Regions from separate parts of the Homo sapiens genome. Here region 2 is linked to region 1. A link is a loop called in an ENCODE intact Hi-C map of the cell type or tissue named here. Cell type or tissue: PC-9. All regions are shown on one strand. Each heading gives the region's core, and the rest is flanking DNA. Links, peaks and the distances in the headings are about the cores only. Region 1 holds the start of LOC124902937 (a long non-coding RNA gene). Region 2 overlaps LOC105369777 (a long non-coding RNA gene).

Region 1 (12,417 bases), core at 32-8,031:
AGGTGCGGTGGCTCATGCCTGTAATCCCAGCACTTTGGGAGGCTGAGGCAGGCAGATCACTTGAGGTCAGGAGTTTGAGACCAGCCTGGCCAACATTGTGAAACCCTGTCTCTACTAAAAATACAAAAAATTAGCCGGGCATGGTGGCATGCACCTGTAATCTCAGCTACTCGGGAGGCTGAGGCAGGAGAATCACGTGATCCTGGGAGGTGGAGGTTGCAGTGAGCCGAGATCACATTGCTGCACTCCAGCCTGGGTGACAAAGCAAGACTGTCTCAAAAAAAAAAAAGAAAGAAAGAAAAGAAAACATCATCTTAATTTTCAACAGCCAAAAGCCATATTTTCTTTTTTCTCCTGTTTTTTGTTTTTTTTGAGACAGGTTCTGGCTCTGTCACTAGGGTGAACTGCAGTGGCACAATCTTGGCTCACTGCAACCTCTGCCTCCCAGGCTTAACCCAATCTCTGAAAAAACTAGGATCACAGACATGTACCACCACACCGGTTAATTTTTGTTGGTTGTTTTTTGTTTGTTTGTTTGTTTGTTTGTTTTTTTGAGATGGAGTTTCATTCTTGTTGCCCAGGCTAGAGTGCAATGGTGCAATCTCAGCTCACTGCAACCTCTGCCTCCCAGGTTCAAGCAATTCGCCTGCCTCAGCCTCCCAAGTAGCTGAGATTACAGGCATGCGCCACCATGCCTGGCTAATTTTGTATTTTTAGTGGAGACAGGGTTTCTCCATGTTGGTCAGGCTGGTCTCAAACTCCCGACCTCAGGTGATCCACTTGCCTCGGCCTCCCATAGTGTTGGGATTACAGGCGTGAGCCACCGCACCCAGCCAATTTTTGTATTTTTTGAAGAGATGGAGTTTCACCATGTTGCCCAGGCTGGTCTTGAACTCCTGAGCTCAAGGGGGGATCCGCCTGCCTTGGCCTTCCAAAGTGCCAGGATTACAGGCCTTAGCCACTGCCCCAGCCTAAGAGCCATGTCTTAAATCTGGGCAGTACTCCTATATTCCTATCCCTCCCCTCCCCCAAACATATGCATGCTACAAGTGTATGCATGTAGCACCAAAACATATAGAAAGTATTCAGTAAAAACTTACTGATTTTTTTGGCTAGGCGCGGTGGCTCACGCCTATAATCCCAGCACTTTGGGAGGCCGAGGAGAGCAGATCACCTGAGGTTGGGAGTTCGAGACCAGCCTGACCAACATGGAGAAACCCCGTCTCTACTAAAAATACAAAATTAGCCAGGCATAGTGGCGCGCGCCTGCAATCCCAGCTACTTGGGAGGCTGAGGCAGGAGAATCCCTTGAACTTGGGAGGCAGAGATTACGGTGAGGCGGAGGTTGCAGTGAGCTGAGATTGCGCCATTGCACTCCAGCCTGAGCAACAAGAGGGAAACTCTGTATCAAAACAAAACAAAACAAACACTTACTGATTTTTTTAGGATTCATTAGAGCAGGTTCAGGGTTCTCTGATATATTTGCAGTCTGTTTGTTCACAAACCAGAGCCATTTGAAAGTTAGAGGCCACCTGCAAAGTGAGGAATTAGGTTTAACACAGGAGAGCCTTTAAAAAACCAGAAATGAGCCTGAACAGCAGGGTGCAGGAGAAGTTCGTTTGAACCTCATATCAAAGGTCTGAAAGTCCCTCCTCTGCCATAGCCATGCCCTTAGCTGCCCCCTCCTGTTCCACTTGAGTTATGATTTTGGGTATGCCCTTACTAAAGTACTCTCTAAGCATAAAGGATGATACTACTTCTACTCATCCAGGGATGGAGGGAAAGTGGCTTTATCGTTAGCCAACCAAAGCTGCCAGAGTACCTTTTAAAACTATTTTTGAGAAGTAGTGGTAACTTTTCCAAACACTCTGATTCAGAAGAGGTTTTGTTTAAATTTTTTTATAAAAATTGTGCTGTTTCCATGGAAAATCCCATTGGACTATTTTCAATTGATCAGGCTAGAAGGGGTGTTTTTGGGTTTTTTTGTTTGTTTTTTTGAGACAGAGTCTCACTCTGTCACCCAGGCTGGAGTGCAGTGGCAGTGATCTCGGCTTACTGCAACCTCCACCTCCTGGGTTCAAGAGATTCTCCTGCCTCAGCCTCCTGAGTAGCTGGGACTACAGGCACCTGCCACTATGCCCACCTAATTTTTGTATTTTTTTGTAGAGATGGAGTTTCACCATGTTGGCCAGGCTGGTCTCAAACTTCTGACCTCAAGTGATACACCCATCTCAGCCTCCCAACGTGCTGGGATTACAGGCATGAGCCACTGCGCCCAGCCAAGAAGGGGTGATCTTAACCCCAGGTCTCACTCCTTAAAATATCATTTAAACATTGTTCTGTATTTCTGTCATTCATTCTAGCGGTTTGGGGTATGAGATGAATCCCTGAAGTAGCATGCCAATGAAACCCATCGTAATAGAGTTAGGATCTGTGAACAAGATTCAGGTCTAAAAAAGCAGGATTGGGAGGGAGAATGTAAAATTCAAGTTGCTTAAAAAGTTCCCATGGGTTACCAAGAGCCTTTCTCTTCAGAAGGGCAGAGGCACTGTGTTGAGGAGAGACTCGTGCAGCCCCTGTGGGCATATTTTGGCTGGCAAATCTAAATCCGAATACCCTGGTTTCAGGAACTTGCTCTGGGCCTAGGTCTCTGTGAAATTAGGTCTATTGTTTACAGTTTCCTTTTCCAGCTCATGATCTTGCTGTCTTACTCCTCAGCCCCTAGATTTGCCTGGAATCCTTCAGAAGGTAACAGACCATTATTACCTCAGTGACCACTGAAAGACAAGGCACTATTTCTTACTCGGTAGCTTTAGTCAGCAAACTCAACCATCTGATCCTCAGTTTCTTCTCATCAGATTTTAACATCCATCTGCTTTTTCTGCTCACTTCAGACCTAGCAGGGAGTAAATTTACGAAAGAAAATATTGCTTAACTATACTTGGTTTTCAAATCTAGAGGTTTCACAAAACTGTGTCACCTGTGTGGGTGGTTTGGTTTGGTTGGAGGTAAACGAGGTAAAACTAGCACTGAGAGAAAAGTGGGTACGTGGATAGTCACACAACAAAATACTGTTCGGTCTTCCCCCTGCTGGCTTTGAGGCAACACAACACAGACACCCTCTGGTGGCCTACACCAGCCTTCGCCTACTAGAGCTCCATTAAAGCAAATTTGCCCTAACACAAAGACTCTCTCTCCAAATCAAAAAGTACAAATGCATTCTCTATATACTATTTAATATCAAGTTTTAATTTCAGATCAAAACTAAAACAGTTTCCTTTTCTTTCATGTCTACAGATCAAACGCCTACTCCAACTAGATTCCTGAAGAACTGTGAGGAGGTGGGACTCTTCAATGAACTAGCTAGCTCCTTTGAACATGAATTCAAGAAAGCTGCAGATGAGGATGAGAAAAAGGCAAGAAGCAGGACTGTTGCCAAAAAACTGGTGGTATTCAGACCTAGGCTATTTTTATTGTGCTTTGGGATAATTTTCTTAATTGGTTAAAACACAAAATCATGGGCTTAGTAGAGTAAAACCAGTAAAACCAGATAGTAGTCACTAATCCCAGTCAGCCATTCAGGTCTTTAGGAGTTCCAGATGATGGATCAGCACAAGTCTGTCGTCACCGAAAATTAGTCCTCTTGTTCTTCCAGGGGAGTATTAGTTTAATAATCGGTTTTTTAAAAAATATTTATATTATAAATATGTTGAAGATGTTAAAAGGTGATAAATTACTCAGATTTTGTTGGATAACATATTTGTTGCCAAATTCCACTCTTTTCTGAGCTGATCAGACTTCTCAGCTACACTGTTTTTTTGAATCAGCAAGTCAATAAACATTTATCAAATTTCCACTCTTCTTTGTTTCAATATATGTGGTTTTTGCCTTTAAGTAGCTTTCTACTATTATTCAAAGCATTAAAGATAAAGAAGGATGTTCCTACTGTCTTTCAAAGGAGATCAACCAGGACGGTGAAAGAACTATAAACTATGTCACTTCGGGAACTTTTAAAGAAATCAAGTGGCCAAGCACATTGGCTCATGCTTGTAATCCCAGCACTTTGGGAGGCCAAGGTGGGAGGATTACAGGAGTTCAAGACCAGCCTTGGCAATAGCAGGACCTCCATGTTTACAAAAACAGTTTTAAAGATTGATCAGGCATGGTGGTGCATGCCTGTAGTCCTAGCTACTCGGGAGGCTGAAGCAGGAAGATTGCTTGAACCCAGGAGTTCAAGGCTGCAGTGAGCTATGATTGCACCACTGTGCTCCAGCCTGGGTGACAGAGTGAGACCCTATCTCTCTCTTTTTTTTTTTTTGAGACAAGAGTCTTGCTCTGTTGCCCAGGCTGGAGTGCAGTGGCACGATCTCAGCTCACTGCAAGCTCCGCCTCCCAGGTTCACGCCATTTTCCTGCCTCAGCTTTCCGAGTAGCTGGAACTACAGGCGCCCACCACCACACCTGGCTAATTTTTTTTTTATGTTTAGTAGAGACGGGGTTTCACCGTGTTAGCCAGGATGGTCTCGATCTCCTGACCTCGTGATCTGCTCACCTCGGCCTCCCAAAGGGCTGGGATTACAGGCGTAAACCACCACGCCTGGCCCGGAGACCCTATCTCTTAAAAAAAAAAAAAAAAAAACAGGCCAGGCGCAGTGGCTCACACCCGTAATCCCAGCACTTTGGGAGGCCAAGGCAAGCAGATCACAAGACCAGCCTGACCAACATGGCGAAACCCCATCTCTACTAAAAATACAAAACTTAGCCAGGCGTGGCGGCGCACGCCTGTAATCCCAGCTACTCAGGAGGCTGAGACAGGAGAATCACTTGAACCCGGGAGGCAGAGGTTGCAGTGAGCTGAGATCATGCCACTGCATTCCAGCCTGGGCGACAGAGTGAGACTTTGTCTCAAAAACAAGAAAGAAATTGAGGAAATTTTGGTTGGAAAAGAGATCTAGTGTGAACAAATTGCGATCTTCAAGAGTATTCATTAAAAGAGGGATTACATTTATTCCATGTGGTCTAAAGGGAGAAGTAGGACCACTGGGTGGAAGCTGTCACAAAATATGTTCAATTATATGTAGACCACTTAGTAGAGATATTGTAGAGGGGATTAAAATGCTGGAATCCCTTCTAATCCTGAGGCGCTATGATTCTCTGATTTTAGCCTTTATATAGTTCAGATCCCTAGATAATCCCTTAGTTTGGAAGACGAGAGGAAATACTTGAAGAAGCAGAGTCAAAGGAAGATAGTTCCCATGGAATAAGGGGCTTGGGGGAAAAAGAAAAATGCAAAGATCAAATTTTACTTTAGAATTAGAATTCTAGGTTATTGGTCACTATTTTTAAAATCAAGTCTGTGTTCCTGATTTTCTGGAATCATAAAAGATTCCAACATCTGTATCCCAAAACATATATATAAACACATTAACCTCACAATTGCATGGTATAGTGAAGCATGGGATCCTATCAGAATATAGAATAGCTGGAACCGCTTCTATTTTTCCCTATATTTAAGAAAAAATTTCCATGGGAGCTCTTTCCTTCTAAGAGGGCATACATAGCAGGTAAATCAAGATAGTTATACATGACTTTTCCATCCAGTTTAAGTGGTAAGAAAGCAAGATAGTGTCTTTATCACTGGAGTTATTTCCAAGTTCCATAGATTTCTATGAGTTTCTTTTTATGCTATCTCCCTTAAACTAACAGAAAGAGGGCTGCGCGAGGCCTGGTGGTTCACACCTGTAATCCCAGTGCTTAGGGAGGCCACACAGGAGGATTGCTGGAACTCAGGAGCTCGAGACCAGCCTGAGCAGCATGGTGAGACCTATCTCTACAAAAAATTTAAAAATCAGCTGAGTGTGGTAGCACACGCCTATGATCCTGGCTACTTAGGAGGCTGAGCCTAGGAGGTCAAGGTTGCAGTTAGCCATGATTGAACCACTGCACTCCAGCCTGGGCAGTGGAACAACACCCTGTCTTTATTTATTTTATTTTATTATTATTTATTATTATTATTTTTTTGAGACAGAGTCTCCCTCTGTCACCCTGGCTGGAGTGCAGTAGCGCAATCTCGGCTTACTGCAACCTCCACCTCCCAGGTTCAAGCGATTCTCCTGCCTCAGCCTCCCGAGTACCTGGGATTACAGGTGCATGCCACGACGCCTGGCTAATTTTTTTGTATTTTTAGTAGAGATAGGGTTTTGCCATGTTGCCCAGGCTGGTCTCAAACTCCTGAGCTCAAGCAATCTGTCCACCTCAGCCTCCCAAAGTGCTGGGATTATAGGCGTGAGCCACCGCGCCTGGCCCAGACCCTGTCTTTAAATAAATTAATAAAGCAGGGAAACTCAGTAGCACATATTTGTAGTTCTACTTTTTTTTCTTTTTTTTTTTTTTTGAGACGGAGTCTCACTCTGTCATCCAGGTGGAGTGCAGTGGTGCGATCATGATGGCTCACTGCAACCTCCACCTCCTGAGTTCAAGTGATTATCCTGTCTCAGCCTCCCAAGTAGCTGGGACTACAGGTCCATGCCACCATGCCTGGCTAATTTTTGTATTTTTAGTAGAGACAGGGTTTCACCATGTTGGCCTGGCTGGTCTCGAACTCTTGACCTCATGATCCACCCACCTCAGCTTCCCAAAGTGCTGGGATTACAAGCATGAGCCACTGTGCCTGGCCTCGTATTTTTTTTGAGACAGAGCCTCACTCTGCTGCCCAGGCTAGAGTGCAATGGTGCTTGCAACCTCAAACTCCCAGGCTCAAGTGATCCTCCCGCCTCAGTCCCTGGAGTAACTAGGACTACAGGCACTCACCACCACACCCAGCTAATTTTTGCATTTATTTTTAGAGATGGGGTTTTGCCATGTTGCCCACACTGGTCTTGAACTCCAGGGCTCAAGAGATCCACTAGCCTCAGCTTCCCAAAGTGCTGAGATAACAAGCGTGAGCCACCACACCTGGTCTTGTAGTTCTGCTTTCAAATGGCAGAACTAGCCACAGTCTTTTTGTCATTTTTTTTCATTCATTCATTCATTCATTCATTCATTCATTCATTCATTCATTGACAGGATCTTGCTCTGTCTCCCAGGCTAGAGTGCATTGGTAGAATCTTGGCTCACTGCAGCCTCCACCTCCTGAGCTTAACCAGTTCTCCCACCTCAGCCTCCCAAGTAGCTGGGACTACAGGCGCGTACCACCATGCCTGACTAATTTATTTTCATAGAGACAGGGTCTCACTATGTTGCACAGGCTGGTCTCAAACTCCTGGGCTCAAGCAATCCTCCCACCTCGAATTCCCAAAGTGCTGAGATTACAGGCATGAGCCACCACACCTGTCCAAGAAAGGGTTTTGCTATTTGCACAGGCTGGTCTAGAATTTCGGGCCTCAGGTGATCCTCCCACCTTGGCCTCCCAAAGTGTTGAGATTACAGGCATGAGCCACCACACTTGGCCTATGAGGGATTTTATACCCAATTTATTATAGGCAAATTCAAGAAAATTAGCTTCCCATAAAAAGCTTCAAGTCTTTTTCATTGCCATTTTAGCTCAGTTGACACTTCTGGGAGACTAGTTTATAGTCAGCCCTTTCCTCACTGGGCATTCCTTGGTGTATCCTCCTGCCTGTACAGGAGTGGTCTTTACTTCCCCTTAATGAGAAGTACAGGCTCAGTGGAAGAGTCTCCAGAAGTGTTTAATGAGTGTGGAACTTTGCTGAACCGCAGCTTTGCTAGGAGATGCCCTAGAGGATTTCAAATCTATGGTTGTATTTACTTAGAGGCTTCTCCTTCCCACTAGTCTCTGACTTAAGAGATCTCAGAATTAGCTAAATTGGACCTGACATCTTAGCTATGTAGAAAAAATGAGGCAGAAATGAAGCTACTTTTGCTGTTGCTCACCCTCCTCAGATTGGGGAAAATGAACCACTACTACCTTCTCTAATGTAGTAGATATCACATTATCTTTAATTTACTCAGCTAGCTATCAAGAAGGTTTCTAAGGGTTAGGGTAGCAAGGGAAGATCTTGAAACAAGCAGTTGCTTCACCAAGAAGCCTGGGATACAGGATAGATAGAACAAAGGATCCACTTTGTTATGAAACTGAACTGCAATGCCAACCCTCCTATCCTGGTTCAGTGTCAAGGCCATTATCTCAGATGGTTTATTGTTCCCTGCAAGGCCGTTTACAGCTCCACAGTTCTGTGAGGTGATTGCATCACTGCCAGGAAAGTGCTCTCTTTCCTTTCTGGTTTTCTCCAGTCTTGCTCCTAAGACCAAGTTGTCATTTATTTCACCAATCAGATGATCAGCCTTTCTTTTCTGTTACCCCAAACCCCTTGTCTACCTGATACATCCAGCACCATATTTTGGGGTGAGATCACCATCAAGCATGGTGAGTTCCCCAGAAAATACCTTTCCTATCTGGTTTGCAGTACTTGAATAGCCAGTTTGTCTTTGTTTGCTTTTGGTAATTGGGTAATCCTTGTTGGCAGAGAAAGTGTTCACAGCTCTCCAGTGGCCAGCAGATTCAGGAATTATTTTGATTTCCTGAAAAATATTATCATAATATTTGCATGGATTTAAATGGCATCTTTTTTTTCAGGTCTTTATAAATATTTGTTTACCATTGGTGAAGCAGGTATTATCTTCATCTTATAGTTGGGGAAACAGAAGCCCTGAGAATTACCGACAAAATGATTTGGCCAGAATTGTACATAAAACATAAGGGGCCCATATTTCTTGGCCGGATGCAGTGGCTCATTCCTGTAATCCCAACACTTTGGGAGGCTGAGGCAGGTGAATCACCTGAGGTCGGGAGTTCGAGATCAGCCTGACCAACATGGAGAAACCCCATCTCTATTAAAAATAAAAAATTAGCTGGGCGTGGTGGCACATGCCTATAATCCCAGCTACTTGGGAGGCTGAGGCGGGAGAATCTCTTGAACTTGGGAGGTGGAAGTTGCAGTGAGACGAGATCACACCATTGCACTCTAGCCTGGGCAACAAGATTGAAACTACGCCTCAAAATACAAAACAAATCAAACATAAGGGGCCCACATTTATTTGACATGCAGTTCAGTGCATTGTATAAGAGCAGAACTTCTTAGAAGCATATTCCCTTATCTTGGAAATGGGAAAATATAGATTCAACCTGAAAGGAATCATAGGGTTAAACTCTGTTCATTTTTCTTTCACAACAGGCTGCTGCTGGGCCCCTTGACATGTCTCTGCCTTCCACACCAGACATCAAAATCAAAGAAGAAGAGCCAGTGGAGGTAGACTCATCCCCACCTGATAGCCCTGCCTCTAGTCCCTGTTCCCCACCACTGAAGGAGAAGGTAAATTCTCTACCAAGGATCATCTCAAATGTTAATTGATAAAGTTTTGATTCATTAATTATATAAATAGTATGTCCTAACTACTCAGGAGGCCAAGATGGGAGAATCACTTGAGCCCAGAAATTCAAGACCAGCCTGGGCAACATGGAGAAACCCCATCTCCACTTAAAATACAAAAATTACCTGGGCGTGGTGGAGCATGCCTGTAGTTCCAGCTACTTGAGAGTATGAGGTGGAGGATCACTTAAGCCCTAGAGGTCGAGGCTGCAGTGAGCTGTGATTGCTCCACTGCACCCCAGCCTGGGCAACAGAGTGAGACTGTCTCAAGAAAAAAAAAAGTATGTATTATAGGAGGACCGATTGTATTTAAAGGAATATTTAGAAGATTTATATAAATTATACCTATTCTCCTTCCCAGCAATTTCACTTATAAGTCTATATGGAAGAGAAATTAGTGCATATGTCTACCAAAAGAAGTATGTTAGAATGTTCATAGCAATTGTATTCTTTTGTTGTTGTTGTTGTTGTTGAGACAGTCTCACTCTGTCACCCAGGCTGGAGTGCAATGGCGTGATCTTGGCTCACTGCAACCTCTGCCTCCCAGGTTTGAGCGATTCTCCTGCCTCAGCCTCCCAAGTAGCTGGGACTACAGGTGCGTGCCACCACGCCCGGCTAATTTTTGTACTTTTAGTAGAGATGGGGTTTCACCACATTTGTCAGGCTGGTCTCGATCTCCTGACCTCAGGCGATCTGCCCGCCTCGGCCTCCCAAAGTGCTAGGGTTACAGGATTGAGCCACCGCGCCCGGCCAGCAATTGTATTCTTAATAGCCAAAAATCAGTCAGGCACGGTGGCTCATGCCTGTAATCCCAGCACTTTGGGAGGCCGAGGTGGTGGAATCACTTGAGGCCAGGAGTTCAAGACCAGCCTGGCCAACATAGTGAAACCCCATCTCTACCAAAAATACAAAAATTAGCTGGATGTGGTGGTGTGTGCCTATAATCCCAGCTACTCGGGAGGCTGAGATAGGAGAATTGCTTGAACCCAGGAGGCCAGGGTTTCAGTGAGCCAAGATTGCACCATTGCACTCCAGCCTGAGCGACAGAGCAAAACTCCGTCTCAAAAAAAAAAAAAAAGTGAACTAATAATTACACAGCAATGTGAGTGAATCCCACAAACATATCCAACAACAACAAAAAAGTCATACACAAAAGTACATACTTATAAAATTCAAGAAGAGGCAAAACTGTTTGACAATGATAGAACTCAGGATAGCATTTACCTCCTGTGAAGGAATGGTGTGGATTGGAAAGGGACATAGAACTTTCTGGGGTGCTGGAAATGGTCTGTATCCTGATTTTACATCTGTAACAAGTCATCTTTTTTTTTTTTTCTTTTGAGAGAAAGTCTTGCTCTGATGCCCAGGCTGGAGTGCAGTGGTGCAATCTCAGCTCACTGCAACGTCTGCCTCCCAGGCTCAAGCAATTCTCTTGCTTCAGCCTCCCAAAGTGCTGCGATTACAGACGTGAGCACCGCACCCAGCCTAAAAGTCATTTTGTTGTTATGACTTTAATGCACATCACTGTATGTTATACTTCAATTAATAAGTGAGAAAGAAAAATTCACATAATTCATAAATTGGACATCTAACAGTTTCGAAAAAATGTCATCCTAGAGAGAAGTGATTTAAAGGAAGTATCTACTAGAAGTCTGATGATTATTCTTTTTAAAGGAAGTACTTTCATGAAGTACTATTTTTAATACATTTATTGAAATATAGTACATGTACAGAAAAGTATATAAATTGTAATTATATCACTTACTGAATTTTCACGAAGTCAGTAGTCTGTATAACCAGCACCTAGATCAAAAACATTTTCTTAGAACCTCAGAAGCCCCCTCATGCTTCCTCCTTCTTTCAATCTACTGCTCTGCCAGTGGTTGTTAATTTTAACATCCACTATGGATAGAGCATCTATATCTCATGTTACTTCCCTCCAAATTTGACTTGATAACTTCTCAAATCTGTCTTCTCATAAACATTACAACCATCCCATCTCCTCCCTTTTCTTTTTTTTTTTTTTTTTGAGGCAGAGTCTCGCTCTGTCGCCAGGCTGGAGTGCAGTGGTGCGATCTCAGCTCACTGCAACCTCCTCCGCCTCTCTCCTCCCTTTTCATCAGCAACAAAGTCCTACAGACTGTCTGGGGATGCTGTCAAGGCCATTTGACCACTGGCAGTCTAAGATCTTAAGAAGTTAACAATGAGAGCAGTTTGTTTTATTACAGTATGATCATTATCCAAACTTCCATAGCCCTTTTTTAAGAGGTGTGTTGGAGATGTTGGGTTGCCTCATTACCATCATTACCAGTATACCTGCCTTTTCCCACTGAAGTTCAGAGGACACTTGGTATCAAGTTTAGAATGAGAGTATCTAGATTGTGAAAAATTATAACAGTCTCTAGAATTTATATGGTACTACAGTGCTGCTTCAGAGATTTCAAGTGATATTCCAACTGTCATCTTATTTATGTAGCCATTGTCTCTGAAAGGGGAGATGACCAAGAGATCTTAATACACCATTCCTCCTGAATGGATGAGTGAGTTATGGGTCCCTGATCCTGATGGAATCAGGTCATGATTTAATGAGTGGCTCTAATGCTCTTTCCAATAAATTTGTACTAGATTTTACCATCTATATATTTCCCTATAAGCACACCTTAAAACATTTTGTGATCTGTTGGTTTCTTTTCTCCAGGAGGTTACCCCAAAGCCTGTTCTGATCTCTACCCCCACACCCACCATTGTACGTCCTGGCTCCCTGCCTCTCCACTTGGGCTATGATCCACTTCATCCAACCCTTCCCTCCCCAACCTCTGTCATCACACAGGCTCCACCATCCAACAGGCAAATGGGGTAAGTACAGAGAGCAGGGAGAAGTAGTGAAGGCTGCATTTCTTTCCATTACATGAAACTATTTGATAAAACTGGGACTGTTTTCCAATACCCAAGGAAAATAAGTCACTGAGATTATCTCTCAAAATAAATTTTTCCCCCATAAACAGAATCTTCTTTACCTTTTTAATAGA
Region 2 (16,724 bases), core at 3,627-11,626, 660 kb before region 1:
CCTCATCTGTAAAATGAGGAATAATGCGGCACCTATCTCAGAGGCTAGATGAGGTAAGATCTGTAAAGCACTTAGGACAGTGCCTGAGTCATATTAAATGCGATCTAATTGTCTGTTAATGTAATAAATATTAGTGTGTCTGTTTATTCCGGTTTCTCTTCCCTGCAGAGAGATCTGGGTCAGCTGGTGGGCTTTCCTCTACTTATTCCTTTTCACAGCCTTCACTTAGGTCCAGGAGGCGGCTGGTGGTGCGACTCTAAGGACAGGATGAATGCTGGACATCCCACCTCCCACCAGGCCAGGCCCCCAAGTCTAGCTTTGCAGACCAGGCTGCCATCCCTTCTCTGGCCAGCAGAGGGAAGCAGATGCCCAGACTGTGACCTCCAGGAAGGGGTGTGCGCTCACCTGGCCCTGCTGAAGGCCGAGGAGGGCGATGGGAAGGGCCCAGTGGTTTTGTGTCTAGGTTAATTCCCAGATGCTTCGCTCCTGCTCCCGTGCTTCCGTGTGTGAGGATGAGGTGGGGAAGGGGTGTCTTGCCTTGTTACCCATGTTGTGACATGTACAGGGGCAGTTGTGTGTTTTAGAATGTACCAGGACCACCAAATCAGCGTCCTGTGGCCCCAAAGGACTCAGAGATTGTCTAATGGGCCAATCCCCTTATCTTCAGCTGGGGAGACCGAGCCCAGGGAGGGCAACGTGCTTGTTCAGGCTTGCACGGTGAGCTCATGGCCGAGCTTTCAGACGGTTACTGCACCATTCTTACTGGTGTGCATCTCTGAGTTGATGAGAAGTGGGTGTGTCTGCTGTACCACACAGAAACCCAGGTCTCAGAACAAGTGCCTGCTTCCCCCCACCTCCACTGCTGGGGCTAACTCCTGGAAGAGGCCTTGTCCTCCCCTTCTCTGGCTTCCCTGTCTCTGCACCAGCCTCTTCCTCATGGCCCAACTGACCAGCTGAATGAAGGATATTCACTACCTTCCCTAGAATCCAGGTGTCTGGAGATTGGGGCTCTTGTAATGATAGTGAAAGCTGCTGTGATTACTATTGTGGCCAACCTTTGTAGACCACATGTAGTCGTTGTCACGCATCAGATCATTTAATCACTTAATCCCGCATCGATCTTTCAAGGGAGGCACTCTAGCTATTCTCATTGTACCCATGAGGAAATTGAGGCACAGAAAGGTGGAGGACCTTGTCCAAGACTGCACAGCCAGCAGGCAACCAGGCCATCCCAACCCAGTGACGAGTACTAAGCAGGATGGATCCCATGTGATGGTGCTAGCCATACCCCCAGTAACCACCTCTGGCTGCTTGTGGAATGCTCAGCATGTGCCCAGCACTTCTCATTTGATCTTGGCTGCTCACAATAACCCTGTGGCATATGTTTTATCTCCACTTTGCAGATGAATGAACAGAAGCTCAGCTAGTAAGCAGAAGGACCAGGCCTCTATCAGAGCTCTGGGGGGCTCTATGTTAAACCCATGCACTTAATCATCCACTGGTCTGGTGCTCTGAAACTTTACATCACCTTAGGATTTGTCAAAATGTAGATTCTGACTCAGTAGGTCTGGCGGCAGGGCCTGAGATGCTGCATTTCCTTTTTCCTTTCCCTCTTTTTTTTCTTTTTTCTTTTTTCTTTCTTTCTTTTTTTTTTTTTTTTTTGAGACAGAGTCTCGCTCTGTCGCCCAGGCTGGAGTGCAGTGGCGTGACCTCAGCTCACTGCAACCTCCGCCTCCCGGGTTCAAGTGATTCTACTGCCTCAGCCTCCCGAGTAGCTGGGACTACAGGGGTGCGCCACCACCATTGAGGCACCTGGGAGCAGGCTGCACTCCTTTTGTTGGCCTCATCCTGTTTGTCTGGGGTTCTCCCTCCTTCCTCCCCACCTCCTCTGCTTCTTGCTGTCTCTACTCTCCCAGCCCTGGCATTTCATCTCATCTCTGTTCTCTGGTTGACTCTGTTCCCAGCCCTCCAGGACTCAGAGTCACAGGTGTGATTTTGAATGGTCATTGACCAGTTGCATGGCCAGCTCACTATCCCTTTCTCCAGCTCAATCCGACCTTCCCATGACCTGAGCCTGGCTTTCTTCAGCAGGAGACCTTTAGGACAGACAACACCCAGAGGCTGACAGAGGGGACCTCCCTGTCTGAGAGGTCCTAGAACAGGAAAGTGGGGCTCATCCAGGCTGTGGGAATGGACCTTCTGCAGGAGCCAGACTGGATGGGGGCCTCTAGAACCTCCCCCCTGCATTCAGTGGCAGCATTCAGATTAATCTCTCCCCTGGCCTTCAGCTGGGAGTGTAGTGGAGTGTTCACAACCCTTGGTCTTTTCATGCCGATGATACTGTCTGTCCTTCTGGGAGGTCTGCTGGCCTCACATTTACCTGGAGAACGAGCTGCTCGTCAAGTTGCTTACCAGGGCAACCACACCACAGAGCAGGCGTGCAGAGCTGGGTCCTGCAGCTCTCCTGGCCCCAGATGGGGCTCAGGTGGCTGAGGGAATGACGGTATCTCAGCTCTCAGCTGGGACTCAGACTGGAGAAAATAGGAGCAAGCAGCTCTCTTCCTAGCCTTTTCCTGGGTACTTTAGGAAAGTTCCTGCCCCCTGGGTGGAGACCCGATAGTTGTTCATCCCATAAATGCCTACTGAGCACTGCCTATGTGTGAGGTGCTCTGATGGCCATGAGAGCTTGAGCCCACCTCAGGTCTGGGTGACTGAAAGAGGAGGGCTCTGTCCATGGGCCAGAGTGGGAGGGAGGTCCCAGCAGCACCAGACAGAGAGGAAAGGCCAGACAGACCTTTTCTGGAGTCAGGAGCTGAGGAGGCATGGAGGAGGAGTGAGATGCCTCCCTGCCCTCTCTAACTAACCCCCTCCTGCACATGGGGGTTCTGGTCTGTAGATGGTGAGCTGGGCAGGTTGCTCTCTCTGCCTCTCCTGGCCTCATTTCTGTACTTTGAAATATGACAGCATGAGGCTAAGCCAGGAGTTCTCAGGAGATGACTTAGAAGCACCTGGGAGCATTACAATTCTGATTCCTCGACCCCTCTGATCTAACTGCTCTGAGGTCCTGGGGTCAGGACCTAGCATTTGGTCCCCTGAGCCCTGCCTGATTCTAATGGGCAGCCAGGTGATGGGTAGTGGAGGCAGAAGGCTGGCGGACCTCCTACAACCCCTCCAGAAGGCTAAGGGGGCACCCAGGGCCCTTCCTGCTCTGTCAGGCTGCAGTTTGGGGGAAGCCACTGTGCTTGAGTTTTTATAGTGCTAGGCACTGAGTGGCGTTCATTTAGACCCCAGACAGGCGCTTACTATCCCCACTGTGGGAAGGAAGCTGAAGCCCAGAAAGGTAAGTGGAACAACCCTGAGCTTTTTATTTATTTATTTTTTATTTTCATTTATTTATTTATTTTTATTTTTTGAGATGGAGTTTTGCACTTGTCACCTAGCCTGGAGTACAATGGTGTGATCTCTGCTCACTGCAACTTCTGCCTCCCAGGTTCAAGCCATTCTCCTGCCTCAGCCTCCTGAGTAGCTGGGATTGCAGGTGCCTGCCACCACGCCCAGCTAATTTTTGTATTTTTAGTAGAGACAGGGATTCCCCATGTTGGCCAGGCTGGTCTCAAACTCCTGACCTCAGGTGATCCACCCACCTTGGCCTCCCAAAATGCTGGGATTACAGGTGTGAGCCACCGACCGCACCCGACCAATCCTAAACTTTTAAAATCTTAGGTCCCCACCACTGCAGGTCTATAGCGTTTTCCTCCACTTTCTCTGCGTTGGTTTCTCTTCTCTTGATGGACAAGACACTTTCTTTTTCCATCTCCTGCGCTCTTACCTACCTCTTCCTCTCTTCTCTCTCCCTCTAATCTCCAGAGAAGGTGCTTATCAACTATTTTCTGAGAAGTCCTCCCTGTCATCTGTCCCAAGTTTCTTCTCCAAGGAAAGTCCATATTCCCTGATCTCCCCTTGTAGGTGGGGAGGAGAGAGCGCTGCAGACATTGCCTCTGACTGTCACTGCTGTTCCTGGCTCCCCTGGCCTCCTGCTCCCTTCTTCTCATCTATCACCAGTTTTTGCCCTTCTTCCCTCTTCAGAATTCTTTGTTTGGTTTATAACAGAGGTAAAAAGCCAGAGTAATTAATTCCCAGAGAGAAATCCTCTCCAATTCCAGCAGGAAGGATTGAGGCTAGATGCCTGGAAAAACTTCCAAATAGCCTAAGTGAGTAGTTCTGAATAAGGGTGTGGATCCAAGGGGAAAGACTGGTCTCTCTCCAGGCTTATAATCCTCTTCTTCTTCCTGGTCCCCCCTTTACACATGCCCACAAACCCCTGCTAGGGTGACTTTGTGCCCATCCCCTGACCTCTTCATGAGTGCTGCCAGGGGCTCAGAGATCATGGGCTCCTCAGGGCCACACTGATGCTGAAGGATGGGTTGGGGCACCCTCCTGCCCTGGCCTTGACCATTGTCCCTGCTCTGGGCCCTGTGGCCTTACCATCCACTCCAACCGTCCCTCATCTTCTCAGGATGGGATGCTTGGAGGGTCTGTGTGTGGGAGATCTGAGGGTGTGCTGGGTCCATCTGTGGAGCCAGCCGTGTGTGTGGCTGTGCATGGGGTGAAGGCATACCTGGGGGTCTCGGTGTGCCTTTGCCTCAGCCCTTGCCCCAGAACTCCAGAAGGCCCCTCTGGTCTCTATCCTGCCTCTGGCCCTGGGGTCAGCTGGTAGGTGGGATGAGTTGGTGAGTGCACAAGCTTGGGAGAGCCACTGACACTATGAAGTAGGCATGCCGACACCTGAGGCTTCCCTGATGTTGCACTGAATGCCCTCAGGCCCCAGGCCAGATCTGCTGTCCACTATCTGGCTAAATGGGCCCTTACCAACCAGGCCCAACCTTCTGAAAGTAGGCACTGGTGGAGGATTGAAGGGCTGTGTTGGGGACCTTTTGGCTCTTCCTTCTAAGGGCTCCTAGTCTGCCTCCCTCCAGGAGCTCTGGAGTGGTGGGTTTCTAGATGGGCAGAACCCATCAGTCCCATCTGCACCCTCCATTGCAGGTCCAGAATTATTCTGTAGCGGGTCAGTTCCTGACCCCTCTCTCCACATCTTTGTTTTTTTTTTTTTTTTTGAGACAGAGTCTCTCTCTGTCGCCCAGGCTGGAGTGCGGTGGCGCGATCTCAGCTCACACGGCAAGCTCCGCCTCCCGGGTTCACACCATTCTCCTGCCTCAGACTCCCGAGTAGCTGGGACTACAGGCACCCACCACCACACCTGCTAATTTTTTGTATTTTTAGTAGAGACGGGGTTTCACCGTGTTAGCCAGGATGGTCTCGATCTCCTGACCTCGTGATCTGCCCACCTTGGCCTCCCAAAGTGCTGGGATTACAGGCATGGGCCACCGTGCTTGGCCCACACCTTTGTTTTTATTTTAATTTTATTTTTTGAGACACGGTCTTGCTCTGTCAATCAGACTGGAGTGTAGTGGCTTGATTACGATTCACTGCAGCCTTGACCTCCTAGACTCAAGTGATCCTTCTGCCTTGGCCTCCCATGTAGCTGGGACACAGGTGCGCCCACCGTGCCTAGCTTTTTTTTTTTTTTTTTTTTTTTTGTACAGATGAGGTCTCATGTTGTTGCCCAAGCTGGTCTCGAACTCTTGGGCTCAAGCAATCCTCCCACCCTGGCCTCCCAAAGTGTTGGGATTACAGAAGTTAGCCACTGCGCTTAGCCTTTATTGAACTCCTGGCCTCAAGTGATCTTCCAGCTTCAGTCTCCCAAAATGCTGAGATTATAGGTGTGAGCCACTGTGCCCAACTCTTCCCACATATTTGAAGAAGGGTGTTTGTTTGTTTGTTTGTTTGTTTGTTTTTTGAGATGGAGTGTCGCTCTATTGCCCAGGCTGGAGTGTAGTGGTGTGGTCTTGGCTTACTGCAACCTCCGCCTCCTGGGTTCAGGCACTTCTCCTGCCTCTACCTCCTAAGTAGCTGGGATTACAGGTATGCACCAGTACGCATGGCTAATTTTTGTATTTTTAGTAGAGACGAGGTTTCACCATGTTTGCCAGGCTGGTCTCAAACTCCTGACCTCAGGTGATCTGCCCGCCTTGGCCTCCTAAAGTGCTGGGATTACAGGCGTGATGGCGCCCGGCCTGAAGAGGAGTTTTAAAAATGATTCAAGTTCACGTACGGAACATTATCATTGCATTTGGTTCTTTCCACACTTCTTTAAGGTAAAATGGTGGGCCAGAGGGAGTTTTACTTTTTTTTTGAGACGGCGTCTCGCTCTGTTGCCTAGGCTGGAGTGCGGTGGCATGATCTCGGCTCGCTGCAACCTCCGCCTCCCTGGTTCAAGCGATTCTCCTGCCTCAGCCTCCTGAGTAGCTGGGACAGGCATGTGCCACCACGTCCAGCTAATTTTTGTATTTTTAGTAGAGACAGGATTTCACCGTGTTAGCCATGATGGTCTCGATCTCCTGACCTCGTGATCCGCCCGCCTCGGCCTCCCAAAGTGCTGGGATTACAGGTGTGAGCCACCGTGCCCGGCTTTTTCTTCCTTTTAATGAATGAGGTCACTGAGGCTCTGTGGGGAGGTGTGCCCAGGGTCACCAGATGGAGAGCGGCAGATTAGGAACAGAATGGGGTTAGCCTGTGTCCTCTTCCAGTGCTCCTTCTGGGCCCTACTCCTTCCTGATCAGGTGCCCTCGGGGCTGGGGCTGCCGATTTGGCCTCTCACAGAAGGTGGGGCCCTGGGTTCCCTGTCCTCTGCATCAGCAACCCTGGGCCCCAGCTCTAAGCACGGGTGTGGTGGTGGGAGGTGGAACTGCCTGTCCTGCCTCTGCACGGCCACAAGGGGGCTCCAGGACCAGGTTTTTCTTTTTGCTGGAGCTGCAAGGGTTCCCAGTAATCCCAGCACCCTGAGCTTTTCTGGAAGTGCCGGTTATCCTTCTGAAGCTGCCACTGAAGGGTCTCTGCCAGGCTGGGAGGCCATCAGAAAGGGCGCAGCCTTTGCACTTTATAATCCTATTCCAGAAGTACCTCCCTTTGCTTGGCTAGGAAGTCCTTCCAGTTGTCTACCCTCCATTTCTACTGCTACAGGCCGGGAGAGATGAGGCTGAGTGAGCCACTCTTCTTTCTTTGCTTACTACTCCCCTACCCAAGGCTTGAAGGGAAGTACTTGTTCTTGTCCCCATTCCCTGATCATTAGAGCTCAGACTGCTCTCCTGTCACTGCTAAGGGCTGGATAGACAGCAGCAGGAAAGATGTAAGTTAGACATCAGGAAGGACTTCCTGACAGAGAAGGCCATGGGCTGCTGGGTTTGAGTATCTGAGGAAGGCTGAACAAAGGGAAGTTGGCTGTTCATCTGGGGTGAGGCTCTGGGAAAAGTCCTCTGTGCTCCACACCCCGAAGCTATACATCCCTGGAAGTGGGGAGTGGGGCCTGGGTACAGTTATTTGCTACTGTGTCTCTCCGAACCTCAGGGAACCACAGATATTGCTGGCTCCTTGGGCTTCTGGGATGGGGAGGAGATCTGCGTGGGGGCTTACAAAGGGGTGGAAAGGAAAACACCTGAGCCACTCCCTCCCTTGGCTGGTGACCCAAGGCAGAGGGAAGGATGACATGATGGAACAGTTTGCTGCATCTACTTCAGTTGGCTTTCAGAGCCCCTGTGAGGTCTTCAGCTTCTTAGGTTATCATCAACCTACTGGGCAAAGACTGAGTCATGCGGGTGGAGTGCTTCTTGCGGCAGGTGGGGTGCTTCTTGCGGCAGGAGATGACGCTGCGCAGGATATGAAGGAGTCTGGTCCCCTCTGTTTTCTGCACCTTGACTTTCCAAGTGGGACATGAAATGTCATTTGCCTCTTCTGTCTTCAATGCTGAGGGGACCCTGGGGTCAAGGGAAGAGCAGGCCTTTGGAGTCAGACCTTACCTGTTGGAGCCGCATGGCGGACCGCTCTGTCTCAATCCCCGCATCAGAAGGGAAGGGTGGAATAAGAAATCCTACTTCCCAGGGCTGTGGTGAGCTTTGGGAGACGGCAGATGTGAAAGGGCCTCTGGGGGGGGGGGAGCACAGCACAGCAGGTGCTCCCGCCCAGACTCCTTTGTTCCTGGAGAAGGGGAGATGTGTCCATTTCCCAGATTGGAACATGGTGGCAGGAATGATACTAAGGCTCAAGGCCAGGATCTCTGCTGGACATGCTCCAGAGTCAAAAGTTTGGCCTCCCGCTCCCCTGGCTCCTCCTGTTTCCTCCCCTCCCTCTTCCCACAAGGCCCTTCTCTGGCTCTACTTTCTACCCTGCATCCACCTCTTTTCTTACTTTTTTTTTTTATTCTCCCTTCCTTCTTTCTTCCCCTTTCTCCTTCAGCTCTATTTCCTATTTCCTCTGTTCCTTTACTTTCCTCTCTTCCTCCCTTCCTTCCTTCTTTATTTTTTATGAGACGGAGTCTCGCTCTGTTGCCCAGGCTGGAGTGCAGTGGTATGATCTCAGCTCACTGCAACCTCTGCCTCCTGGGTTCAAGCGATTCTCCTGCCTCAGCCTCCTGAGTAGCTGGGACTACAGGCGCCCACCACCACGCCCAGCTAATTTTTTGTATTTTTAGTAGTGACGGGGTTCCACCATGTTAGCCAGGATGGTCTCGATCTCCTGACCTCGTGATCCGCCCGCCTTGGCCTCCCAAAGTGCTGGGATTACAGGCGTGAGCAACCGCACCCAGCCCCTTCCTTCTTTTACTAAGCATTAAGTTAGGTGAAAGAGATGATCAAGAGCACTAATGCACGTGCTGTACCCCCGATCATCTCCTGAGTTGTTTTCTTCTCAGTCTTTCTTTCTGATCTCCCCACTAGGCTGATGCTTCTGTTCTGTGGGCCTGGGATGGGAAGGAAGTTGATAATAAAATCTGGTTCAATTAAATGTGTGCCTGTATTTGTGTGTATCCTGGGGAGACAGCTGAATAGCACATGGTGGTCCTTGCCCTTGAAGGACTTGTGGCTAGGGAGGGAGGCTGCGGTGTCAGCAGCAGTGTGACAAGTGCTGCCTCAGACGTTTGAATAGGTTGCTGGGATCTGACGAAGAACATCAGAAAAGGCTTCACAGAGGAGGTGATGGTTGAGATGGGTTTTAAGGGATGAGCTGGAGTTTGCCAGGTTCAGCAGTGGGTGGAGAAAAAGGCAGTCCTGTCAGAGGGATTACCACAGGCAAAGACATGTTGCTAAGAAAGGGCAAGGAGAATTTAGGGAACCGGCAGTAGTTCTGTATGGCTGAAGCCGAGGGAGTCATGGGAGACTGAAATCCCAACCCAGAAGGGGAGCAACGATGCCCAATGGTCAGCTCACTAGCCATGCGAGAGTGGTGCAGAACAGGGCATTGCTCCCTGCTAAATGAATGACAAGGGGCAGTGGGAGCTGGGGGTGTGGAGAGGTGTGCCCTGGGCCTTCATCTCCTCCCTACTTGCTGGCTATTCTGCTCTGGGAAACCTACATTAACTGATCCTGGGCCTCGGTTGCCTCATCTATAAAACGGGGATGGTGAAGCCTTATCTCCTGAAGATGGGTAAGACAGACCTGATTTCTTTAGGTGCCTTTCAGCATTGAGAGCTGTAGGATTATGATCACTTGGGGTTTGTGTGATCAGAGAAGCCTTCATGGAAGTGGAGGACTTGGTATCTGGCTTTAAATGATGGCTAGTCTGCGGCCGGGCGCAGTGGCTCATGCCTGAAATCCCAGCACTTTGGGAGGCCGAGGTGGGCGGATCACGAGATCAGGAGATCGAGACCATCCTGGCTAACACAGTGAAAACCCATCTGTACTAAAAATACAAAAAAAAAAAAAAAAAAAAAGTTAGCGAGGCGTGGTGGCGGGCGCCTGTAGTCCCAGCTACTGGGGAGGCTGAGACAGGAGAATGGTGTGAACTCAGGAGGCGGAGCTTGCAGTGAGTCAAGATTGCATCACTGCACTCCAGCCTGGGCAACAGAGCGAGACTCCACCTCAAAAAAAACAAAAAAGAAAAAGATGGCTAGGCCAGGCGCGGCGGCTCACGCCTGTAATCCCAGCACTTTGGGAGGCCGAGGCAAGTGGATCACGAGGTCAGGAGTTCAAGATCAGTCTGGCCAAGATGGTGAAACCCCATCTCTACTAAAAATACAAAAAATTAGCAGGGCGTGGTGGTGGGTGCCTGTAATCCCAGCTACTCGGGAGGCTGAGGCAGAGAATTGCTTGAAACCAGGAGGCAGAGGATGTAGTGAGCCGAGATCATACCATTGCACTCCAGCCTGGGCGACAAGAGTGGAACTCCGTCTCAAAAAAAAAAAAAAAAAAAAAATGGCTAATGTTGAGCGAAATTGAGAGGAGTGGGGAAGACTCGGGGGACCATGACAAAAGTTGGAGACAGGACAGTGCAGGGCATGTCTGGAGGATGATGTGTCCAGCCAACTTTTGGGGTTGAGGCTGGCTTTAAGGTAGGAGAGGACAGGAACACGCCTTGTGCTGTCAGGAGGTACGTGAGAGTCATGGACTCTGGTGCATGATCCCCTCCCTGCCCCCAAGCCTCTTGGGACCAGACTGAACTGGGAGCCAGAAACATGCAAATGAGATGCAAACAGCAGGTGACTCACACCCCTGCACCCACTGCCTGAGGCCTGTTTTGTGTGGGTTTGAGCCACAGGACAGAGGGTCCTGTACCCTTTACCTTCCCTGCCCGGGCTCTTCTTGCCTTACTGGCTAAGCCTGCTAGATTTTGGGGACACAGGCCTATCAGCTCTTTCCCTTCTCCAGGCCCAAGAGCTATTCCTTCCCCACCCCTCCCCTGCTAGAGCCCTCGCCCCTCCCATTCATCCCGGGAGGACTGGCTCGGTTCCTGTGGAAGCTTCCCAAAGCCCGCAGGAAGCGTCTGAATTTCTCTGACAGGGAGAGTGAAGAGCAGGTCAGAAAGATGACCTGAGACAGAGGGAGTGACTGGGATGGGGTCTTAGACAGGGGAGACCACAAGGTAAGGGACAGTCTGTTGAGAGGCCCAAGAAAAACAGAGATTTCCAGGGAAGTAGATAGATGCAAACCCAGTGAGCAAAAAGAGCCTGAGACCCTGAGAGACACATTCCAGCAGAGACCCTGAGTGACAGAGACAGACGGAGAGAGCCCTTCTCATGTGTCCAGCCTGGGACATGCTGTACCAGCGCCTCTGTCGGCTTTCTCTTGCCTGTCTGCCTGTCCCTGGCTGACGGTCCCTTTGTCTGTCTAGCTCTTTGTTTGTTTGTCTGTTTGCCTGTCTCCCTCCTGGTTGCCCCTTTCTTTCCCTTCTGCTGTCTATCTGTTGGTCCAGAATTCTCCGTCTGTCATTGCCCTCTGCCTGTCCACTATCTATGGAGAGCAAACTGCCCACTGGGATCGTGGGGCCCCTGTGTCCTTGCCTCCTGATCTTGGACAGGTTCTTGCTTTTCCTTCTCCTGATTTTGGGTCTCAATTTCCTCCTTTCTAAGGTGGCCCTACTTTCTGCCTCCTATCATGTTTATGAGCCTCAGGAGTGTGGAAAAGTGACTGTATTTATGGTTGCTCAGGCATCCTAACAAAGGGTTTAACGCATTTGAGGAACAATATTGCTCTTCAACCTTCTAAGGACAAAGCAAGAAGACAATAATGGCTGCAGCATGGAGCACAGTGGTTAGACATTCAGAGAGACTTCCTAAAAGGGCAGTGTGGAAAATATTAGAGAAGGCCTGCTAAGACGTTAAACAACCCCTTTCATAATGTCCTGAGGAGGAGTCCCATGGCAGGAAGACACGCAACATGACCTTCCTTAGTCTGTGTGGTCTGAGAAAAAGGCTTTTGATGTTATGAGATAGCAGTGACTGGCAGGAGGCGGCTAGGGTACAACCCTTGCCATCAGCTATCCTAGGCTCCCACCTGCACAGCCTCTCAGGTGGCTGGGGATTGGGCCCTGAGGGAAAAAGCGTGTGGAGGAAGTGCTATCTATCTCCGCACCTCCACCCTGTTTCTCTGTCACTTCCCCAAGCTGAGGACCACCCCGCCCTCGCCCCCCGATAATCCATGAGAGATGGCTGCTGGGGACGGAGTGATGTATGTAATGCAGATAAAATGTCAGCAATTCTAAATGGGTCCGGAGATGCAGCCGTGGGTTGGGGGGAGGGAGAGAGGGCGGAGCAGGGGGGAGAGAGGAAGGGAAAATGAGATGTGGTCCTTACCAGGGATGGCAGCAGGGACAGACACCCTCCTCCCCCCAGCAAAGGCCAGAGGAGGGGTGGGCCCAGGAGACAGGAGCCCAGATGAGATTTTGAAGAGGGAGCTGGAGGGTGGGGGTTAGAGGGGAGGAGGACGCGGGCGGGGGCAGTGGGGCCGGAGCTGCTGATGTATAGCGGTTTCATAACTTCCTCAGTATTAAAGGCAGGTTCATGGGGAGGGCAGCGCCATTAATCACCAGGCTGAATGGGGCTGGGATTTGCTGAGAGGCGCGCTTGCTGTCTGCTGCGCCTGCTCAGCTCAGGGTGGGAGGGGGCAAGCAGGGATGTCCCTCCTGAACTAAGGGGTGAGACCCCAGGACGCTATTCTGGGTGTTGGGCAAGTGGGTCCTTGCCTGTAGAGCAGGGGAGCCAGGGGCTGGGGACTGGCAGAAAGAAAGAGAAGGATGAGGAAGGTTGTGGCAGGGGCTAGGAGAGGAGGGTCAGGGGCTGTGGGGAATGATGGGGGCAGAGGCTGAGAGGATTCTAGGGGAGGAAAACTGGGGAGGGAGGATTGTGCATTTGAACATGAAATTGATCACATGTAAATATAATGCAAATGACATGCAAATAAGCATAGGATTTCTCTGGGTCCACAGCTCAAGCATTCTCTTTCTTGGATTGAGCACTGGGGCCAATTTGCATTCAGTTCTAGGCCTAGTGCCTCGTTTCTTTATTATTCATATTTTCAGAGGGAGAACTCAAATCTTGTTAAGGGAGTGGTGGGGCCAACGTGGGCTGGTCCTCTGGACTTCTTGGAAAAGGGTGAAACATCAGGAAAATCAACATGCTTGAGTGACAGTGAGTGACAGTGAGGGAGCAGAGTGGTAGGACTCCTGGGCTACATGCCTGAATTAATGGGGGTCAAAGAGGCAGAGGCTCAACAGTAAGGTAGAAAGGTGGAGAGAACAGACATATCCCCACAGCTTATCTGATAGACTCAGAGCAGATAAGACAAGGATGCATCATGTGTCCCGTGAAGTAGGCATTGTCATCCTCTCTTCCAGGTGAAGAACGAAATGATTAGCCCAAGGTTCACAGAGGTCATGAGCTTCCTAAGGTCACACTGCTGGCAAGTGGCAGACTCCCAGCTCCAAATGTCCTTGAAAGTTCAGTGCTCTTTTCAACCTGCTATCAGAACATCCTTGAGCTGGACATGGTGGCTCATGCCTGTAATTTCAGCACTTTGGGAAGCTGAGGTGGAAGGATCACTTGAGCTCCGGAGTTTGAGACCAGCCTGGGCAATATAGTGAGACCCCCATCTCCACAGAAAAATTTAAAAATTAGCAGGGTGTGGTGGTGCACATCTGTAGTCCCAGCTACTTGGGAGGCTGAGGTGGGAGGATTGCTTGAGTCTGGGAGGTGAAGGTTGCAGTGAGCTAAGATTGTGCCACTTCCCTCCAGCCTGGGCAACACAGTGAGACTTTGTCTCAAAAAAAAAAGGCTGGGCATGGTGGCTTACTTGCGCCTGTAATCCCAGCACTTTGGGAGGCTGAGGCAGGCAGATCACCTGAGGTCAGGAGTTCAAGACCAGCCTGGCCAACATAGTGAAACCCTGTCTCTTCTAAAAATATAAAAATTAGCCGGGCGTGGTGGCAGGTGCCTGTAATCCCAGCTACTCAGGAGGCTGAGGCAGGAGAATCCCTTGAACCTGGGAGGCGGAGGTTGCAGTGAGCCGACATTGTGCCACTGCACTCCAGCCTGGGTGACAGAGCAAAACTCTGTCTCAAAAAAGAAAAAAAAAAGTATGTCCCTCAAAGTGTTGCTGAGAGGAGTAAAGGAAACAATCCACATAAAGCACTCAGGGTGGTGTCTGGTGTGGACAAAGCACTCACTAACGGTTAGTTATTGTCACTATCACCCTTACCACTATTCTGAAAGATGTGGAATGGAGGACAGAGACAGAGAGAGGGATCACCAGAGAGATGAGAGGGGCAGTATGGGTGGGAAGGAAAGGACAGGTTCAAGAGGGCTGCAGGAGCAAGAGAAGGCAAATGACAGAGCCAGGGCCAGAGGCAAGGAAATTGTCTTTTGGGAACATTGCAGGGGAAGGAGCAGAGCTCAGAAGAATCACCCTAGGTTCAAGTTCCTGCTCTGTGACTGGTTCCCTGGGAGTGCAGGGCAAGGCAGGGCTGGGCCTCGGTGTTGAGTAGGCTGGAAGCTAGGATTCTTGGGTCGTCCTCCCACTTGGTCCCATGGCCACTCTCTCAGACTCATCTTGATCCTCTTCTAGTTGCTCAATTTGGTTCAACCTGTGGGAGATGCTCCTCCCATTCTCCAAGTCTCACTTCCATCCTTCCTGCTAAAGGACTTGGGGATCAGTCCCATTCCCTTGTCTGTCTGTCTATCTGATGTCTGTGTGGTCCCTCAGGATAATTGCTCTGGACAACTCTAACACCACTCAGACAGATTGTCCGGCCTCCTGGCCCTGACATCTCCCACCACTGCATCAAGCCAAATTACTCGGCCCCCCCAAGCCCCGGGCTCTGGTGAAATCCGATTAGTGAGGAGAGAGCTGCACTGAGCTGACAGCTCCTCCGATAATTGCTTCCCAAGTAAGTGATGCAAATCAGCCCATCCAGCCTATTCCTGCTCCTCTCTTGGGGACCCAGGCGTCCAGGCCCCAGGAGATGGAGGACACCAGAGTTGAGGAGACCTAGACGCTGTCATCTTCCTCCAGTTAAGTAGGCATAATCCATAAAGCTAGGTTGTGCTGCCTTGGGGCTGAGGTGTGCGTAGCAGGGTAGCGAGGCTGAGCCAGGGACCCCACTGGCTCTGCATTTCTGTCTTAACTGAGAGGGTGTCACTTTGTCACCTTATTCTCACCCCTTGGAGAATAATCCCATTTCTTGTAAGGTAGATGAAGGCAGAGATATAGAAGATACAGAGACAGCGAGATGGCTGAACCTGTTGAGAAACAAATCAGGCAGGTGCGGTGGCTTACACCCATAATCCCAACATTTTGGGAGGCCGAGGTGGGAAGATCACTTGAGCCCAGCAGTTCAAGACCAGCTTGAGCAACATAGCAAGACCCTGTCTCTACAAAAAAAATTTTTAAATTAGCTGGGTGTGGTGGTGCGCACCTGTAGTCCCAGCTACTGGAGAGGCTGAGGCGGGAGGACTGCTTGAGCCTAGGAGGTCGAGAGTGCAGTGAGTCATGATCATGCCACTGCATTCCAGAGTGAGACCCTGTCTCAAAAAAAAAAAAAAAAAAAAAAAAAGGACACAAATGGATGAACTCACAGCCTAGCTCCTCTGGTTGTGGGCCCTGCAGATAGCTTTCTCTCTTTGTAAGTGCCCCTCCTCACTAGGCTGAGGAAAAGACATGGAGTGTTAAGTCCCCACAGATGGAATGGGGAGGCATGGGGAATCTGATCAAGTCTGGAGACTTTTGCATCTGTGCCAAGGACATGTCCTTGGGATGCAGTGGCCCTTGCTTAACTCACACATCAAGGAGCCCTTTTCCCTTCCCCAAATCAGGGCCCTTTAAAGGGCCTGTTAATGCTTCTTCCTTAATGCATTTCCTTCCTACATCTTTACTTCAGGTTCTTTCTTGCTGTGACCTCCTTATCCCAACTTCTGCTGACCTTGGAGACCTGAAGAGTTACTTTCCTTGCAATCCTGAACTTCCAACTCCAAACCTAACCCTGCATGCAGGTCACTGTCTTTGGGAAATCTACAGGATGAGCTCCCCAGTCTTGTCCTCCGTGCTTGTGTGTCTGATAGGGCTTCATGGACTGGGTCTTGGGTACTCAGACTATCATCTGCCTGAGACCCTGGCAGAGCAACAGCAATAACTACCCTTTGTGGAGCCCAAATTCTGTAATAAGCACTTAATGTAATTAAGTCATTTAAACATCACAAAAGAAGATAGAGATTACAATGATTATCCCATTTTACAACTGAGATAACTGAGGCACAGAGAAATTAAGTAGCATGCCCAAGGTCACCATGAGTAAGTGGCAGAGCTTGGATTCAAACGCAGCAGTCTGATTCCAGAGCCCAAAGTCCTGAGGCCTCTGCTATGCTGTCTTCACTGTCCTATGCTCTTTTGATGTTTGTTGGGCTAATCGGGACAGGACCCAGTGTAGTGGAAGTGGGGAAGGTGGCTACACTGAAAGTTAAACACCAGAACCCCCTTTGGGGCTCCCCATGTCAGAAACAGTGAGTGGGAGCTGAACAGGGTGAAACTTAGTATCTATGAAGGGGGAAACATGGCCTTCACCTTCTCCAATTCCCGACCTTTGTTTTGTGCAGTGGGAGGCCCCGCAGCTAGACAGCCCTTCCCCGTGAGAAGCGGCGAGGCAAGGGAAAGGCTGAAAGATCCGCCTAGCAGCCCAAGTGAGCAGAGTCGGAGCTAGGACCCAAAGAGGCCGATAGATGGCGCTCATGGCCCAACACAGCTCCAGCAGCCCGAGGAAACAAAAAAAAAAAAAAAAAAACAAGTGAGCCGGTTAACCCCTTCCCTCCCGGGCTCAGGACAGAGGGGCTGGCTGGTGGGTATGCCTGGAGC

What was found. Hi-C counts contacts between places; a loop is a spot of excess contacts. Peaks named below come from ENCODE experiments on the same cell type or tissue, not always from the same donor. Only the 100,000 strongest peaks of a DNase experiment are listed, where the experiment ranks them.
Region 2: it touches region 1 in a loop (15-fold over the local background); 1 of 110 quality-filtered maps calls a loop at or near these places.

The regions. Positions count from the first base shown.
Region 1 is chr12:53,534,329-53,546,745 of GRCh38, reverse strand. ATF7-NPFF (ATF7-NPFF readthrough) reads left to right here. Exons shown (of 15, transcript NR_159377.1): 4 at 3,298-3,416; 5 at 9,194-9,331; 6 at 12,087-12,244. ATF7 (activating transcription factor 7) reads left to right here. Exons shown (of 12, transcript NM_006856.3): 4 at 3,298-3,416; 5 at 9,194-9,331; 6 at 12,087-12,244. It overlaps LOC124902937 (a long non-coding RNA gene), which reads right to left and starts at 11,380. Exons shown (of 3, transcript XR_007063316.1): 1 at 11,154-11,380; 2 at 8,406-8,540. In PC-9, for the core only: CTCF peaks have their summits at 2,935 and 3,135 (motif pointing left); no DNase peak of the experiment used is centred there; H3K27ac peaks cover 2,091 bases.
Region 2 is chr12:54,191,607-54,208,330 of GRCh38, reverse strand. It overlaps LOC105369777 (a long non-coding RNA gene), which reads right to left. Exons shown (of 3, transcript XR_944984.2): 3 at 5,998-7,871. Among named protein-coding and RNA genes, the nearest start is that of SMUG1, 11 kb to the right of the region's middle. In PC-9, for the core only: CTCF peaks have their summits at 6,634 and 6,839 (motif pointing right); a DNase peak (open chromatin) is centred at 6,820.